Linked DNA regions of Homo sapiens: region 1 is linked to region 2. Evidence: read pairs that join two places in POLR2A ChIA-PET (ENCODE). Cell type or tissue: GM12878. All regions are shown on one strand. Each heading gives the region's core, and the rest is flanking DNA. Links, peaks and the distances in the headings are about the cores only.

What was found. ChIA-PET counts read pairs that join two places held together with the same protein. Peaks named below come from ENCODE experiments on the same cell type or tissue, not always from the same donor. Only the 100,000 strongest peaks of a DNase experiment are listed, where the experiment ranks them.
Region 1: POLR2A ChIA-PET joins it to region 2 with 5 read pairs; 4 of 35 experiments call an interaction of 5 or more read pairs at or near these places.

What each region holds. Positions count from the first base shown.
Region 1 is chr19:19,582,693-19,591,018 of GRCh38, forward strand. All of the region lies in intron 2 of PBX4 (PBX homeobox 4), which reads right to left. It also overlaps the pseudogene PHF5AP1. Among named protein-coding and RNA genes, the nearest start is that of PBX4, 32 kb to the right of the region's middle. In GM12878, for the core only: no CTCF peak of the experiment used is centred there; no DNase peak of the experiment used is centred there; H3K27ac peaks cover 149 bases.
Region 2 is chr19:19,368,404-19,376,729 of GRCh38, forward strand. All of the region lies in intron 1 of LOC124904656 (a long non-coding RNA gene), which reads right to left. Among named protein-coding and RNA genes, the nearest start is that of GATAD2A, 33 kb to the right of the region's middle. RefSeq lists an enhancer at 2,461-3,660. In GM12878, for the core only: no CTCF peak of the experiment used is centred there; a DNase peak (open chromatin) is centred at 4,761; H3K27ac peaks cover 545 bases.

The DNA.
Region 1 (8,326 bases), core at 67-8,066, 210 kb after region 2:
TAGGGCAGAGGGTCTAACTGAGCTGATTAACACAAGAAGCCTGCTTCTCTTTCAGCTAAGCTGAAAGAGCACACTGTAACGCATGCCCACTGGGGCTTTGGGAGCTATAAACACAACCCTAAGACGCTGCGCTGCTGCTGTGGGGTTGGAGACCACGTTCCCCCCACCTGTCTGACTGCATGCTCCCCCTTAGGGGTTTGAGCTGTGGGGCACCGAAGAAGTGAGCCACATCCGTCACACACCCTGCAAGGGGGAAAAGGGAACACTCCTGTTTCACCCGGGCTCCGGGAACACCAAGCTCAGGCCTGCGTCATGAACTCTTTCCCAGCAAGAGAGCGGAGGTGGCCAGGCGCGGTGGCTCATGCCTGTAATCCCAGCACTTTGGGAGGCTGAGGTAGGTGGATCACCTGAGGTCAGGAGTTCAAGACCAACCTGACCAACATGGCGAAACCCCGTCTTTACTGTGATCCCAGCTACTTGGGAGGCTGAGACATGAGAATAGCTTGAACCTGGGAGGTGGAGCTTGCAGTGGGCCGAGATCGTGCCATTGCACTCCAGCCTGGGCAACAAAGCGAGACTCCGTCTCAAAAAAACAAAACAAAACAAAACAAAACAAAACAAAACAAAGATGCAGAAAGGCCAGGTTCAGTGGCTCACCCTGTAATCCCAGCACTTTGGGAGGCTGAGGTGGGAAGATCACTTCAGCTCAGGAGTTTGAGAGCAGCCTGGGCAACATAGCAAGACCCCATCTCTACAAAAAATTTTAAAAAATGAGTCAGGTTTGGTGGCACACACCTGTAATCCCAGCTACTCGAGAAGCTGAGACAGGAAGATCGCTTGAGCCCCGGAGTTTGAGGCTGCAGTGAGCTGACTGCGCCACTGCACTCCAGCCAGTTCGACAAAGTAAGACCCCCTCTCCCACCAAAAAAAGATACAGAAAATTAACAAAATCAATTAAAACCCTTGGGCAAACCTGGTCAGGCACGGTAGCTCATGCCCTAATCCCAGCACTTTAGGAGGCTGGGGTTGGGGGGAATCACCTGAGGTCAGGAGTTCCAGACCAGCCTGGCCAACATAGTGAAACCCCATCTCTACTAAAAATAGAAAAAGCTCACGCCTGTAAACCCAGCACTTTGGGAGGTTGAGGCGGGAAGATCACCTCAGATCAGGAGTTGGAGACCAGCCTGACCAACATGGAGAAATCCCATCTCTACTAAAAATACAAAATTAGCTGGGCATGGTGGCACATGCCTGTAATCCCAGCTACTCGGGAGGCTGAGGCAGGAGAATTGCTTGAACCCACGAGGCGGAGGTTGTGGTGAGCCGAGATCATGCCATTGCACTACAGCCTGGGCAACAAGAGCGAAACTTCATCTCAAGAAGAAAGAAAGAAAAATTAGCTGGGTGTAGTGGTGCACACCTGTAATCCCAGCTACTCAGGAGGTGGAGGCTCGAGAACCGCTTGCACCCAGGAGGCGGAGGTAGCAGTGAGCCAAGATCGTGCCACTGCACTCCAGCCTGGGTGACAGAGCGAGACTCTGATTCAAAAAAATAAAAAACCCACAGGCAAATCAAAGAATAGAAAGAACCTTCCTTAACCTGATAATGGGCATGTCCTCAAGCCCCACAGCAAACCCCAGTCTTCCTGGAGATATTTTAAAGCCACTGATTCAAATCAGACACAGGTAGACAGGGAGGTCCCTCCTCGGCTCAGACCAGCAGGGTCCAGTCAAGGAGACCAGAAACTCGGGAGGGGGACAGACCAGCAGGCAGCAAGGCATGACGAAGAAGATGTGACCCACTCACAGGCTGAAGGGTGTCCCTACAGCTGGAGTAACCCAGAGAGTCATGGATGTAATGGACAACTTCCCCTCCCCTCCACACTGCCCCCAACAGACCTCAAGGTGTGGTCTGACATGACCAAGGGCTGGTTTTTTTTTTTTTTTTTTTTGAGATGAAGTCTCACTCTGTTGCCTAAACTGGAGTGCAGTGGCACAATCTCGGCTCACGGCAACCTCCACCTCCAGGGTTCAAGCGATTCTCCTGCCTCAGCCTCCTGAGTAGATGGGACTATAGGCATGCACCACCATGCCTGGCTAATTTTTGTATTTTTAGTAGAGATGGGGTTTCACTATGTTGGCCAGGCTGGTCTCGAGCTCCTGACCTCGTGATCACCCCCTTGGCCTCCCAAAGGGCTGGGATTACAGGCGCGAGCCACCTCCTGGCCCAAGGGCTGTTTTATCTTATGGTTTCCTGGGCATCATGGGCACTGAGTTTACTCCTTAACTCTAAACAAGGAGACTTCTGGAGCCCAGCCTGTTTGTATTAAGAACTGCCTGGCTTTACCTTTTAGGCCACATCCCACAGGTTAGTTCATTTAAGTAACATTCTAGGACAGGCGCTAGAACAGGCTTTGTTCTGTTCTCTGAGGCAGACCAGCCTGGCCAACATGGTGAAACCCCATCTCTATTAAAAATATAAAATTAGCTGGGCGTGGTAGTGCACACCTGTAATTCCAGCTACTTGGGGGGCTGAGGCAGGAGAATCTCTTGAACCCGGGAGGCAGAGGTTGAGGTGAGTCCAGATTGCGCCACTATACTCCAGCCTGGGTGACAGTGTGAGACTCCATCTCAAAAAAAAAAAGTAACATTCTAGATAAATCCTTATCTTAAGTCATGGAAGTTTCTCAGATCCACAGGACTTTAAAAAGAATAACCCTTAAAAAACACTCATCAGTTTCTGAAATAGTGGCTGCCACACACTAGATATTCACCCAACTGAGGGATTATCACACTAGGCAAATCTCCGTCATCTCTAATTAAAATACATCACAACCAGTCACAACTGAAGTGTGTCAGGCCTCTGAGCCCAAGCTAAGCCATCATATCCCTTGTGACCTGCACGTATACATCCAGATGGCCTGAAGCCACTGAAGATCCACAAAAGAAGTGAAAATAGCCTTAACTGATGACATTCCACCATTGTAATTTGTTTCTGCCCCACCCTAACTGATCAATGTACTTTGTAATCTCCCCCACCCTTAAGAAGGTTCTTTGTAATTCTTTCCACCCTTGAGAATGTACTTTGTGAGATCCACCCCCTGCCCAAAAAACACATTACTCCTAACTTCACCGCCTATCCCAAAACCTATAAGAACTAATGATAATCCCACCACCCTTTGCTGACTCTCTTTTTGGACTCAGCCCACCTGCACCCAGGTGAAATAAACAGCCATGTTGCTCACAGAAAGCCTGTTTGGTGGTCTCTTCACACGGACGCGTGAGAAATGAAGATGCTGGAACCACAATCAAATATGCAAATTAATTTCATTTCCATATGTTTACATGTTTGTTAATTAAAACACTGCAGTTCTGAAATAAACTAGTATGTGATTTTTAAAAAAATGCCTACTGTTCTGTACATTTAAAAAATAAATAGGCTGAGCATGTGGTGGCTTATGCCTGTAATCCTAGCACTTTGAGGGGCTGAGACGGGAGGATCACTTAAGCCCAGGAGTCCCAGACCAGCCTGGGCAACACAGCAAGACCCCCATCTATAAAAAGTACAAAAATTAGCCGGATATGGTGGCTTCTATCTGTAGTCTCAGCTACTTGAGAGGCTGAGGTGGGAGGATCACCTGAACCTGGGAAGTCAAGAATGCATTGAGCCATGATCATGCCACTGTACTCCAGCCTGTCTCTTTGAGACAGAGCAAGACCCTGTCTCAAAAAATAAACAAACAATTATATGAGCTGCTAATGCTGAGTAAAAATGATATGCGGTTTAGGCTTGTTTTTCTGTGCTACTGTCCTTGCATGTGGTAACAGGGCAAAAGGAAGACAGCAAAACACTGTAATATATAGTGCTGTAATATATATTTTTCCAGATGTGCCAGGCAGCACATCTGGAAAAACAAGCCCCTGTGAGGAGTTGCAAACATTTAAGAGCCACAGCTAAGAAAAACAGCACTTGGCCGGGCATGATGGCTCCTGCCTGTAATCCCAGCACTTTGGGAGGCCACGAAGTCAGGAGATCAGGATTATCATGGCTAACACGGTAAAACCCCATCTTTACTAAAAATACAAAAAATTAGCCAGGCGTGGTGGCATGCACCTGTAGTCCCAGCTACTCAGGAGGCTGAGGCAGGAGAATCGTTTGAACCCAGGAGGTGAAGGTTACAGTGAGCCGAGATCGCGCCACTGTACTCCAGCATGGGCGACAGAGTGAGATTCCGTCTCAAAAAAAGAAAAAGAAAAAGAAAAAGAAAAACAGCACTCACTGATGGCTTCTATCTACCATAAACAATTTTCTTTTTCTTTTTAATTTTTTTGAGACGCAGTCTCACTCTATTGCCCAGGCTGGAGTGCAGTGGCACAATCTTGGCTCACTGCAACCTCTGCCTCTCAGGTTCAAGTGATTCTCCTGCCTCACCCTCACAAGTAGCTGGGATTACAGGCACCCGCCACCCCACCCAGCTAATTTTTGTTTTTTTGTTTTGTTTTTGTTTTTTGACTACCAGAAAATAAACACGAACTTTATTAATAGCAATAGAAAGGGTTTCCAATTTCTCAGAATGAAAATAACATGACACCAGTACAAGTGTTAAAACAGTAGGCCGGGAGCAGTGGCTCACGCCTGTAATACCAGCACTTTGGAAGGCCAAGGCGGGCATATCACCTGAGGTCGGGAGTTTGAGACCAGCCTGGCCAACGTGGTGAAACCCCATCTCTACTAAAAATACAAAAATTAGCCGGGCGTGGTGGCGGACTCCTGTAATCCCAGCTACTTGGGCAGCTGAGGCAGGAGAACTGCTTGACCCCGGGAGGCAGAGGTTGTGGTGAGCCAAGATCGAGCCATTGCACTCCAGCCTGGGTGACAGAGCAAGACTCCGTCTCAAATTAAAAAAAAAAAAAAAAAAAAAGAGTAAATGCCTACATTTCTTGTTCTGATAGCTTCCCACCACACACCAAAGGTTCCTCAAGGACAGCTGCCACAGAGCTGCTGCAAGAACATGTTTTCCACTGAGCGTAGTTTCACAGTCAACTACTCAAGCAGAAGACTAAAATATTATTTCTTTTTAGAAGATCTTGGTTGAGGGAGCACATATCAATATGGAGAACAGATCTTTGCTTCTCGAATTCAAGAAAAAACATTAATTAATCTATCAGTTTTTCTCCGATACAGTGTCCCAGAGTGCTCTGTGAAGAATCCTTTTACATCCCTACTACATGCCTGGGTGAAGGGAGAGGAGGGGGTGGCAAGCTGCCAGTACACCAGCAGGCACTCCTGGTGATGCTCTGGGCTCTGCTCCCTTTCTGCTGGTAATAGTAGGCATCTTTTCTGAAAGCTGCAGCAGCTTGATGTGGGGCGGTGGGGAGGAAGGGGCCACTTACCAATCACCTCTTCTTGAAGCCGTATTTTTTGCGTTCATAGAAGAGGTCTTAGAGCTCCCCAAATAGACAATCTTCAGGCAGCCATCCCTATTCTTCTCCTGGATGGTGCACTCCTTACAATAATAGGCATCAGAGACCCCAGGGCCTCCACAGATCACACAGAGCCCCGGTAAGATCCATAGTTACATTCATCACATATGCACACCAGAGTGCAGGGACGCACATAGGAGTCACAGATAACACATTTGCCATCACATTTTTCACACAGTCATCTGATGGCAACACCAGCCTGCTTGCGGCAAAAGATCAAATCAGGATGATGTTTAGCCATAGTTCCCAACTAAGCTGGCCACCACACAATTTTTGTATTTTTAGTAGAGACAGGGTTTCACCATGTTGGCCAGGCTGGTCTCGAACTCCTGACCTCGTGATCTACCCGCCTCACCCTCCGAAAGTGCTGGCATTACAGGTGTGAGCCACCGTGTGGCCCAATTTTTTCATCTGAAGAAATGCTCTAATTTCAAACAACAACAAATGAGAGCCATGGGGGAAAGGTCTAGAAGCTTCAGGAGCTGGGCTACAGTCACCATGAGGTGTGGTGCCTCTTTGGCTGAGTCTCACACAGGGAGGTAACCAGCCTAGCAACATGCACACTAACCATGACCAACCAATTCCCAGCCTGCGAATCAAAGAGTTTTAGGTCATCCAATGCCCTGACTACTCTAAAAAGAATTTCCCAAGGAACTGATCTATCAATAAGTTCACCAGGGCTGGACAGGTTGGCTCATCCCTGTAATCCCAGCACTTTTAGAGGCTGAGAAGGGAGGATTGCTTGAGGACAAGAGTTTAAGACCAGCCTGGGCAACACAGCAAGATCCCATCTCCACAAAAAAATATCCAGGCATGGTGGTGCCCACTTGTAGTCCCAGCTACTCCAGAGGCTGAGGCAGGAGGATCACTTGAGCCCGGGAATTCAAGGGAGCAGTGAGCTATGATCACACCAGTGCCTCCAACCCGCATGACAGAGCGAGATCTTGACTCAAAAAAAGAACGTAAAAAGAGGCTGGGTGCGGTGGCTCACACCTATAGTCCCAGCACGTTGAGAGGTCGAGGCCGGCGGATCACGAGGTCAGGAGATCGAGACCATCCTGGCTAACACGATGAAACCCCATCTCTACTAAAAATACAAAAAATTAGAGGAGTGTGGTGGTGGGCGCCTGTAGTCCCAACTACTCAGGAGGCGGAGGCAGGAGAATGGCATGAACCCGAACCCAGGAGGTGGAGCTTGCAGCGAGCCGAGATTGCACCACTGCACTCCAGCCTGGGCAACTGAGCGAGACTCTGTCTAAAATAAATAAATAAATAACTAAAGACAAAGAAAAAGAAAGAAAAAAAAGTTCTGGTCAGGCACGGTGGCTCATGCCTGTAAATCCCAGCACTTTGGGAGGCCGAGGCGGGTGGATTACCTGAGGTCAGGAGTTCGAAACCAGCCTGGCCAACGCGGTGAAATCCCATCTCTACTAAAAATACAAAAATTAGTTGGGCATGGTGGCGGGCACCTGTAATCCCAGCTACTTGGGAGGCTGAGGCAGGAGACCCGCTTGAACCCGGGAAGTGGAGGTTGCAGTGAGCCGAGATCGCACGATTGCACTCCAGCCTGGGTGACAGAGCGAGACTCCATCTCAAAAGAAAAAAAGAAGCTCCCTAGTATCTACGGTGTGCCAATCCCACAACAGGGCAGAGATGAACCACAGATCTGCCTTGTGCTTTCTTGATGCTGGTCTTCCAGGAAAGGAGTCAGAGGTCAGAAGACAAACCAGAAAAGTGCAAGCACACAAGACAGTTTCCGTCAGTGGTTAAGCCCTAAGAGGCAGCAAAGAAGTGCTAATTCATAAGAATGTGTATGTGCACTAAGGCCTTAAGCTACAGGCACACTGTTTTAGATACGGCCCCTACCAAAGACCCTCAATCCTTGAGGTAAGCTTTATTGAGATATAATTCACATGCCATATAATTCATCTGCTTAAAGTGAATACTTCAGTGGTTTTTAGTTTATTTCCAAGGTTGTGCGACCACCACCACTAGCTAACATTCTCATCCTCCCTAAAGATACCCCGTCTCTATGAGCAGTCACTCTTTACGCCCCCTCCCTAGCCCCGGGACAACCACGAGTCTTCCTGTCTCTATGGATTTGCCTGATCTGGACTCTTCATATTGATGGAATCACACAGCATGTGATGTGACACTTCACATCTGGCTTCTCCTACCCAGCATCATGTTTTCAAGGTGCACCCATGTTGCAGCCTGTGCCAATACTTCATTCCTCTTTATGGCTGAATAATACTCCATTGCATGGATGGACCACGTTTTGTTTTGTTTTCTTTCTTTTTTTTTTTTTTTTGAGAGAGAGTCTTGCTCTGTCACCTAGGCTGGAGTACAGTGGCGTGATCTCCGCTCACTGCAACCTCCGCCTCCCAGGTGCAAGTGATTCTCGCGCCTCAGCCTCCCGATTAGCTGGGATTACAGGCATATGCCACCACGCCCAGCTAATTTTTATATTTTTAGTAGAGACGGGGTTTCACCATGTTGGCCAGGCTGGTCTCGAACCCCTGACCTCAAATGATCCCCCCACCTTGGCCTCCCAAAGTGCTGGAATTACAGGTGTGAGCCATGGCGCCTGGACACACATTTTGTTTTTCTAGTTATCATGGACATCAGGTTGTTTTCAGATTCCTTAATCTGTATATTTATATACAATGATCCACTTCTCTGTCCAACAGACACTTTGGCAATGATAGGATGTTCTAGACCTTTCTATTATAGGAGGCACCAGCCCTGTGTGGCTGCTGAGACTTGAAATGTGGCTGGTGTGGCTGAGGAATGCACTGGTTAATTGCATTTGGTTTTAATTAATTCAAATGTAAACAGCCCTG
Region 2 (8,326 bases), core at 177-8,176:
TAAGTGTCTCAGAGCCGGGTCCTGGATCCAAATGCCCCTAATACTTCACACACCGGCCACCATGCTGCTTCCTGAGCAACCTGCTCCCCAGGAAAAGTGACCTAATCACTCCAGGCTGTTCTTCTCCGGAGCATCCTCTGGTACCCACCGAAGGAAGTGACCCCTGAGTCCTACTCAGCTCCTCCACTCACGGGATTTTTTTTTCTTGGCAACTAGTTCTCCCTATACCCAAAACCTATATGACAAGAGGATCCTTTTTATTAAAAAAATTTTTTTGCCAAGTGCGGCAAAAAATCCCAGCACAGGCCGGGCACGGTGGCTCACGCCTATAATCCCAGCACTTTAGGAGGCCGAGGCGGGTGGATCACGAGCTCAGAAGGTCGAGACCATCCTGGCTAACACGGTGACACCCCATCTCTACTAAAAATACAAAAAATTAGCCGGGCGTGGTGGTGGGCACCTGTGGTCCCAGCTACTCAGGAGGCTGAGGCAGGAGAATGGTGTGAACCCGGGAGGCGGAGCTTGCAGTGAGGCAAGGTCACGCCACTGCACTCCAGCCTGGGCGACAGAGCGAGACTCTGTCTCAGAAAAAAAAAAAAAAAATCCCAGCACTTCGGGAGTCTGTAATCCCAGCACTTTGGGAGGCCAAGAGTTTGAGACCAGCATAGCCAACATGGTGAAACCCCGTCTCTACTAAAAATACAAAAATTGGGCACGGTGGCTCACACCTATAATCCCAGCAATTTTCGAGGCCAAGGCGGGTGGATCACCTGAGGTCAGGAGTTCCAGACCAGCCTGGACAACATGGTGAAACCCCATCTCTACAAAAAATACAAAAATTAGCCGGGCATTGGTGGTTTGTGCCTGTAGTTCCAGCTACTTGGGAGACTAAGGCTGGAGAATCACTTAAACCTGGGAGGTGGAAGTTGCAGCAAGCCAAGATTGCACCACTGCACTACAGCCTGGGCGAAGAGTGAGAATCTGTCTCAAAAAAAAAATTTTTTTCTCTTTGGTCATGTGCGGTAGCTCACGCCTGTAATCCCAGCACTTTGGGAGGCCAAGGCAGGTGGATCACTTGAGGTCAGGAGTTCCAGACCAGCCTGGCCAACATGGTGAAACTCCCGTCTCTACTAAAAATACAAAAATCAGCTGGATGTGGTGGTGGGCACCTGTAATCCCAGCTACTTGGGAGACTGAGGCATGAAAATAGTTTGAACCTGGGAGGCAGAGATTGCAGTGAGCTAGGATCATGCCACTGCACTCCAGCCTGGGAGACAGAAAGAAATTCTGTCTTAAAAAAAAAAAAAGGGGGGGGTGGCAGGCGCAGTGGCTTACGCCTGTAATCCCAGCACTTTGGGAGGCTGAGACAGGCGGATCACATGAGGTCAGGAGTTCGAGACCAGCCTGGCCAACATGGTGAAAACCCTGTCTCTACTAAAAACACAAAAAATTAGCCAGGCGTAGTGGTGGGTGCCTATAATTCCAGCTACTCAGGAGGTTGACGCAGGAGAATTGCTTGAACCCGGGAGGTGGAGGTTGCGGTGAGCCGAGATCGCACCATTGCACTCCAGCCTGGGCAACAAGAGCAAAACTCTGTCTCAAAAAAAAAAATTTTTTTTTTTTGGCCAGCGTCAATGGCTCATACCTGTAATCCCATCACTTTGGGAGGCCGAGGCAGGAGGATCACTTGAGCCCAGAAGTTTCAGACCAGCCTGGCAACATGATGGGACCCTATCTCTACATAAAATTTAAAAATTCACCAGGTGCAATTAGGCCTGGTCCCCCTCCTCTCTGGCCACTCCAATCTAAAGTCAAATTGAAAAAAAATGTTGGGGCTGGGTACGGTGGCTCACGTCTATAATCCCAGCACTGTAGGAGGCCGAGGCGGGTGGATCACTTGAGGTTAGGAGTTTGAGACCAGCCTGGCCAACATGGCGAAATCCCATCTCTACTAAAAATGCAAAAATTAGCCAGGTGTGGTGGCGGGTGCCTGTAGTACCAGGTGCTCAGGAGGCTGAGGCACGAGAATCTCTTGAACCTGGAAGGTGGAGATTGCAGTGAGCCAAGATTGTGCCACTGCACTCCAGCCTGGGCAACAGGGCGAGACTCTGTCTCAAAATAAATAAATAAATAGATAAATAAATAAATAAAAATAAAATAATTTTTGTGTGTGGAGACAGGGTCTTACTCTATTTCTCAGGATGAAGTGCAGTGGCATGATGTAGCCAGGAACTGGAGCTTCAAACTCCCAGGCCCAAGCAATCCTCCCTCCTCAACCTCCCAAGTAGCTTGGACCATAGGCAGGTGCCATCACTCCCAGCTAATTTTTTAATTAATTTATTTATTTTTGTTGTTGTTGTTGTTTGTTTGTTTTGAGACGGAGTCTCACTGTCGCCCAGGCTGGAGTGCAGCAGCGCAATCTCAGCTCACTGCAACCTCCACCTCCCAGGTTCAAGTGATTCTCCTGCCTCAGCCTCCTGAGTAGCTGGGACTATAGGCCCTCACCGCCGAGCCCGGCTAATTTTTTTTGTATTTTTAGTAGAGACGGGGTTTCACCATGTGGGCCAGGATGGTCTAGATAGAACTCTTGACCTCGTGATCTACCCGCCTCAGCCTCCCAAAGTGCTGGGATTACAGGTGTGAGCCACCACGCCCAGCCTTATTTTAATTTTTTATTGAGACAGGGTCTCACTATGTTACCCACGCTGGTCCTGAACTCCTGGCTTCAAGCAATCCTGCCTCAGCCTCCAAAAGTGCTGGGATTCCAGCCCTGAGCCACTGTTCCTCGCTGAAGGGGATTCTTTTTCAGGGCATTCTTTGTGACACACTCCTTCCCTGGGTGTGTCCTGGAATGTCCGCTGGCCACACCCAGGCCTGGTCTGGCTGTGGGGACACCCACATGCATTGTCAGCCGGGTACGAGACCGGGGTGGGCTTTGCACACAGATCCCACGACTGTATACACTCAGCCCCGTGACAGGAACTGTAGCCCATGGCCACAGCATCTCTTGCTAGAAACTTTTTCAAGAAACTTACCTCAGTACTCAAAGCCACTGCGGTCAGCAAGTGCTGAACATGCCCCAATCCCTAACCTCAGAAAAGGACACTTTCTCTTAACTCCTGTGTAAAGGGTCAGGACTGGTGTCTGGCTGCCGAAGAAACTAAACATCCAGCTTCGCTTTCCCAGGTAACATTTGCTGTATCATCTGTGATGCAGGAGATGGCAATGGTATTATTATTATTATTATTATTATTATTTTTGGAAATGGAGTCTCGCGCTGTTATACTGTTGCCCAGGCTGGAGTACACAGGTGCGATCTCGGCTCACTGCAACCTCCGCCTCCCACGCTCATGTGATTCTCCTGCCTCAGCCTCCCAAGTAGCTGGGACTACAGGCACCCAGCACCACACCTGGCTAATTTTTGTATTTTTGGTAGAGACAGGGTTTCACCATGTTGGCCAGGCTGGACTCAAACTCCTGACTTCAAGTGATCCTCCTGCCCTGGCCTCCCAAAACGCTGGGATTATAGGCGTGAGCCACTATGCCTGTCCGGCAATGGCATTTTGACCAATACAACATGGGCATCTAACTAGAATTGGGGACACCCACACGGGTCATAATTTGGGGCCAAAGTAGAGTTTTTTTTGTTTTTGTTTTTTTTTTGGTAGCGATGAGGTCTCACTATGTTGCCCAGGCAGTTCTCAAACTCCTGGGCTCAAGCGATCCTCCCACCTCAGCCTCTCAAAAGGCTGGGATTACAGGCATAAGCCACCGTGCCCAGCAACATTTTTAACTCTTTTTTTTTAGAGAAAGGGTTTTGCTCTGTCACCCAGGCTGGAGTGCAGTGGCACAATTGTAGCCTACTGCAGCCTCGGCTTCCTGGGCTCAAGGGATCCTCCAGTCTCAGCCTCCAGAGTAGTTAGGACTGCAAATGCACACCACCACACTTAGACAGTTTTTAATTAATTAATTAATTAATTTTGAGACAGAGTCTCACTCTGTCACCCAGGCTGGAGTGTAGTGGTGTGATCTCTGCTCATTGCAACTCCCCATCCCAGATTCAAGTGATTCTCCTGCCTCAGCCTCCAGAGTATCTGGGATTGCAGACACATGCCACCACGCCTGGCTAATTTTTGTATTAATATTTTTAGTAGAAATGGAGTTTTGCCATGTTGGTCAGGTTGGTCTTAAACTCCTGTCCTCAAATGATCCATCTACCTTAGCCTCCCAAAGTGCTGGGATTACAGGGGTAAGCCACCATGTCCAGCCAATTTTTAAATTATTTTTTGTACAGATGGAGTCTTGCTTTGTTGCCCAGGCTGGTCTCAAACTCCTGGCCTCAAGCGATCCTCCTGCCTCAGCCTCCCAAATTGTTGGGGGGTTACAGGCATGAGCTACTGTGCCTGACCTGGAAGTGGATTTTGAAGTGGATTTTGCAGCCTGTTTGTGTCTCCCAAGCCACAAAAGACTCTGACCTTCGTGTTTGACCAGTTCCTTGGAAGGCACCAGTCTGTGTATTAAGTGGATTATCCAAACCCAGACTGACTCCTGGCACATGGAAGATGCTTTGGGATACACTTATACTAAAAGGGTATTCATTCGTGACTGATCTGAAATCCAAATCTAATGGGGCATCCTATATTTTCACTTGCTAAATGTGGCCACCCTAGATGCTCAATGACATCCTTGAATAAAGGAAGCTGATGAAGTTCAAACAAATAATTTTACCAGCGGGGTAAAAAAAGCTCAAAGCTCAGTGCACTTTGCGAAACAGTCATTTCCTCTTCCGGTCAGAATAAACTCCTGACTCCTCCCAGGCCCAAGTGATCAGCCACTCCCTCCTACCAGCTGGCTGGGCTGCTGTGCTCAGTCCCAACTCAGGAAGGACAAGAGTAGCTCCTGTGACCATAATGCCTGTCCACAAGCTGAGGCCCCACCCCACTCCGCCTCCTTTTCTTTTTCTTTGAAATGGAGTCTTGGTCTTTTTGCCCAGGCTAGAGTGCAGTGGCGTGATCTCGGCTCACTGCAACCTCCACCTCCCAGGCTCAAGCGATTCTCCTGCCTCAGCCTCCCAAACAGCTGGGATTACAGGCATGCACCACCACCCCCAGCTAATTTTTGTATTTTTAGTAGAGACAGGGTTTTCACCATGTTGGTGAGGCTGGTCTCAAACTCCTGACCTCATGATCCACCTGCCTCGGCCTCCCAAAGTGCTGGGATTACAGGCGTGAGCCACCGTGCCTGGCCACCCCCTTGCTTTTTAGACACAAGGTCTTGCTCTGTCACCCAGGCTGGAGTGCAGTGGCATAATCTTGGCTCACTGCAGCCTTAAAACTCCTCAAGTGATCTTCTGTCTCAGCCTCCCAAGTAGTTAGGACTATGGGTGCGTGCCACCAACGCGCCTGGCACTGAGACCTGGATTTTTTTTTTTTTTTTTTTGGTGAGATAGAGTCTTGCTCCGTCGCCCAGGCTGGAGTGCAGTGGGGTGATCTTGGCTCACTGCAACCTCCGCCTTCCAGGTTCAAGCGATTCTCCTGCTTCAGCCTCCCAAGTAGCTGGGACTACAGGCGCCCGCCACCATGCCCAGCTAATTTGTGTATTTTTAGTAGAGACAGGGTTTCGCTATGTTGGCCAGGCCGGTCTTGAACTCCTGACCTCGTAATCTGCCTGCCTCGGCCTCCCAAAGTGCTGGGATTACAGGCGTGAGCCACCACTCCCGGCCTGAGACCTGGATCTTAAAAAGGGCTCAGCTGGGTGTAGTCACACACCTGTAGTTCCAGTGACTTGGGAGGCTGATATAGGAGGCTAGCTTGAAGCCCAGGAGTTCAAAGTGAGACTAGCAACATAATGAGACCTCATCTCTTTTTTTTTTTTTTTTTTTTTTTTTTGAGACGGAGTCTTACTCTGTCGCCCAGGCTGGAGTGCAGTAGTGCCATCTTGGCTCACTGCAAGCTCCGCCTCCTGGGTTCATGCCTTTCTCCTGCCTCAGCCTCCCAAGTAGCTGGGACTACAGGCGCCCTCCACCACGCCCGGCTAATTTTTTGTATTTTTAGTAGAGACAGGGTTTCACCATGTTAGCCAGGATGGTCTCAATCTCCTGATCTCGTGATCTGCCCACCTCGACCTCCCAAAGTGCTGGGATTACAGGCGTGAGCCACCGTGCCTGGCCGAGACCTCATCTCTTTAAAAAATAATAATAATAAAGTTGGCTGAGTGTGGTGGCTCACGCTTGTAATCCCAACATTTTGGGAAGCCGAGGTGAGAGGATTGCTTGGGCCCAGGAGTTCAAGGGCAGCCTGGCGAACATAATAAGACTCCCATCTCTACAAAAAAACTTAAAAATTAGCTAGGCGTGGTGGCCTGCACCTGCAGTCCCAGGTATTCGGGAGGCTGAGGTGGGAGGATCGCTTGAGCTGGGGAGGTTGAGGCTGCAGTGAGCTGTGATCATGCCACTGCACTCCAGCCTCAGCAACAGAGCAAGACCCTGTCTCTAAAATCAGAAAGAAAGGAAGAAAAGGCAAAAAGAGGGGAAAAGAAGCCAAGAGAAAGGCTTGAAATGCATGTGGATGAAAGCCCTGACCTGTATTTTAGGCTCAGTTACACTCAGATGTAACTGTGTGTCTGGGATGCAAAAGAGCTCAGATCCTACAGAATCTCAAGGTGAATTCTTTTCCCTGAGTAGCATAAGGCATCTTTTTCCCATCTAACACTGGGTTGGGCTCCTCCCTTCTGTATGCAAAGTGGCCACAAGTGCCCAAAATGAACTCCCTCCAGTTCAGAAATGCATTCCTTCCTGGTTAGGGAAGTCACTGTTTTGACTTAGAAGTCTTCTATACTTCAGGCGTCTAGTGTCTACCTAATACCTTTTGCCTCAGAAAAGGGTCTAATCCCACTTAATTACAAGAAGATTTGCTGTTAGGTTTTTGACCTAGAGATCTAAAAAGGCCTGGCTGAAAGAGTTCCTGAGCTCCATCTGGACTTAATTCCAGATTTTCTAGCCAACCAACACTAATAAAGCTATACTCTGCTCCCCACCTCTGTATAATTCAGGTGCTACCTGACTTTCTCTGGTGAAGCAGCAGGAGTATTTAGGCCAACCTGTTGGTTTGGCTGTGTCTGTTTCTCTCTGGAAATAGACAATGACTTTTTCTTTTTTTTTTCTTGTTTTTGAGACAGAGTCTCACTCTATCGCCCAGGCTGGAGTGTAATGGCACACTCTTGGCTCACTGCAACCTCTGCCTCCCAGGTTCAAGTGATTCTCCTGCCTCAGCCTCCTGAGTAGCTGGGATTACAGGCGCCTGCCACCGCTCCTGGCTAATTTTTGTTTTATTTATTTATTTATTTATTTATTTATTTATTTATTTACTGAGACGGAGTCTCGCTGTCTCCCAGGCTGGATGCAGTGGCTCAATCTTGGCTCACTGCAAGTTCCACCTTGCCAGGTTCACGCCATTCTCCTGCCTCAGCCTCCCAAGTAGCTGGGACTACAGGCGCCCGTAATTTTTGTATTTTTAGTAGAGACAGGGTTTCGCCATGTTGGCAGGCTGGTCTAGAAATCCTGACCTCAGGTGATGCGCCTGCTTCGGCCTCCCAAAGTGGAGGGATTACAGGCGTGAGCCACTGCTCCCAGAGAGTATCTCATTCTTAACAGTTCTTTAACTGTTATCAAAATATTGGTCTCAAAGTACTTTAAGGCACCGAAATGAGGCACACATAAACATATCATCAACACGCTGAAATGTCATGAAAAAAATTATACTGAGAGACGTATATAAAATAAGATTTTTTTTCTTTTCTTTTTTTTTTTTTGAGACAGAGTCTTGCTCTGTAGCCCAGGCTGGAGTGCAGTGGCGCAATCTCAGCTCACTGCAAGCTCCGCCTCTCCGGTTCGCACCATTCTCCTGCCTCAGCCTCTGGAGTAGCTGGGACTACAGGCCCCCGCCACCACGCTCTGCTAACTCTTTTTTTGTATTTTTAGTAGAGATGGGGTTTCACCGTGTTAGTCAGGATGGTCTCGATCTCCTGACCTCATGATCCGCCCGCCTCAGCCTCCCACAGTGCTGGGATTACAGGCGTGAGCCACCGCTCCCGACCCAAGATTATTTTTTTAAACTGAAAAAATGTATAGTAATTAGCCAATAAACCAGAATCTGTAACATTAGATATATATATATATATATATATATATATATATATATTTTTTTTTTTTTTTTTTTTTTTTTTTTTCCTGAGGCGGAGTTTTGCTCTGTTGCCAGGCTGCAGTGCAGTGGTGCGATCTCGGCTCACGGCAACCTCTGCCTCCTGGTTTCAAGTGATTCTCCTGCCT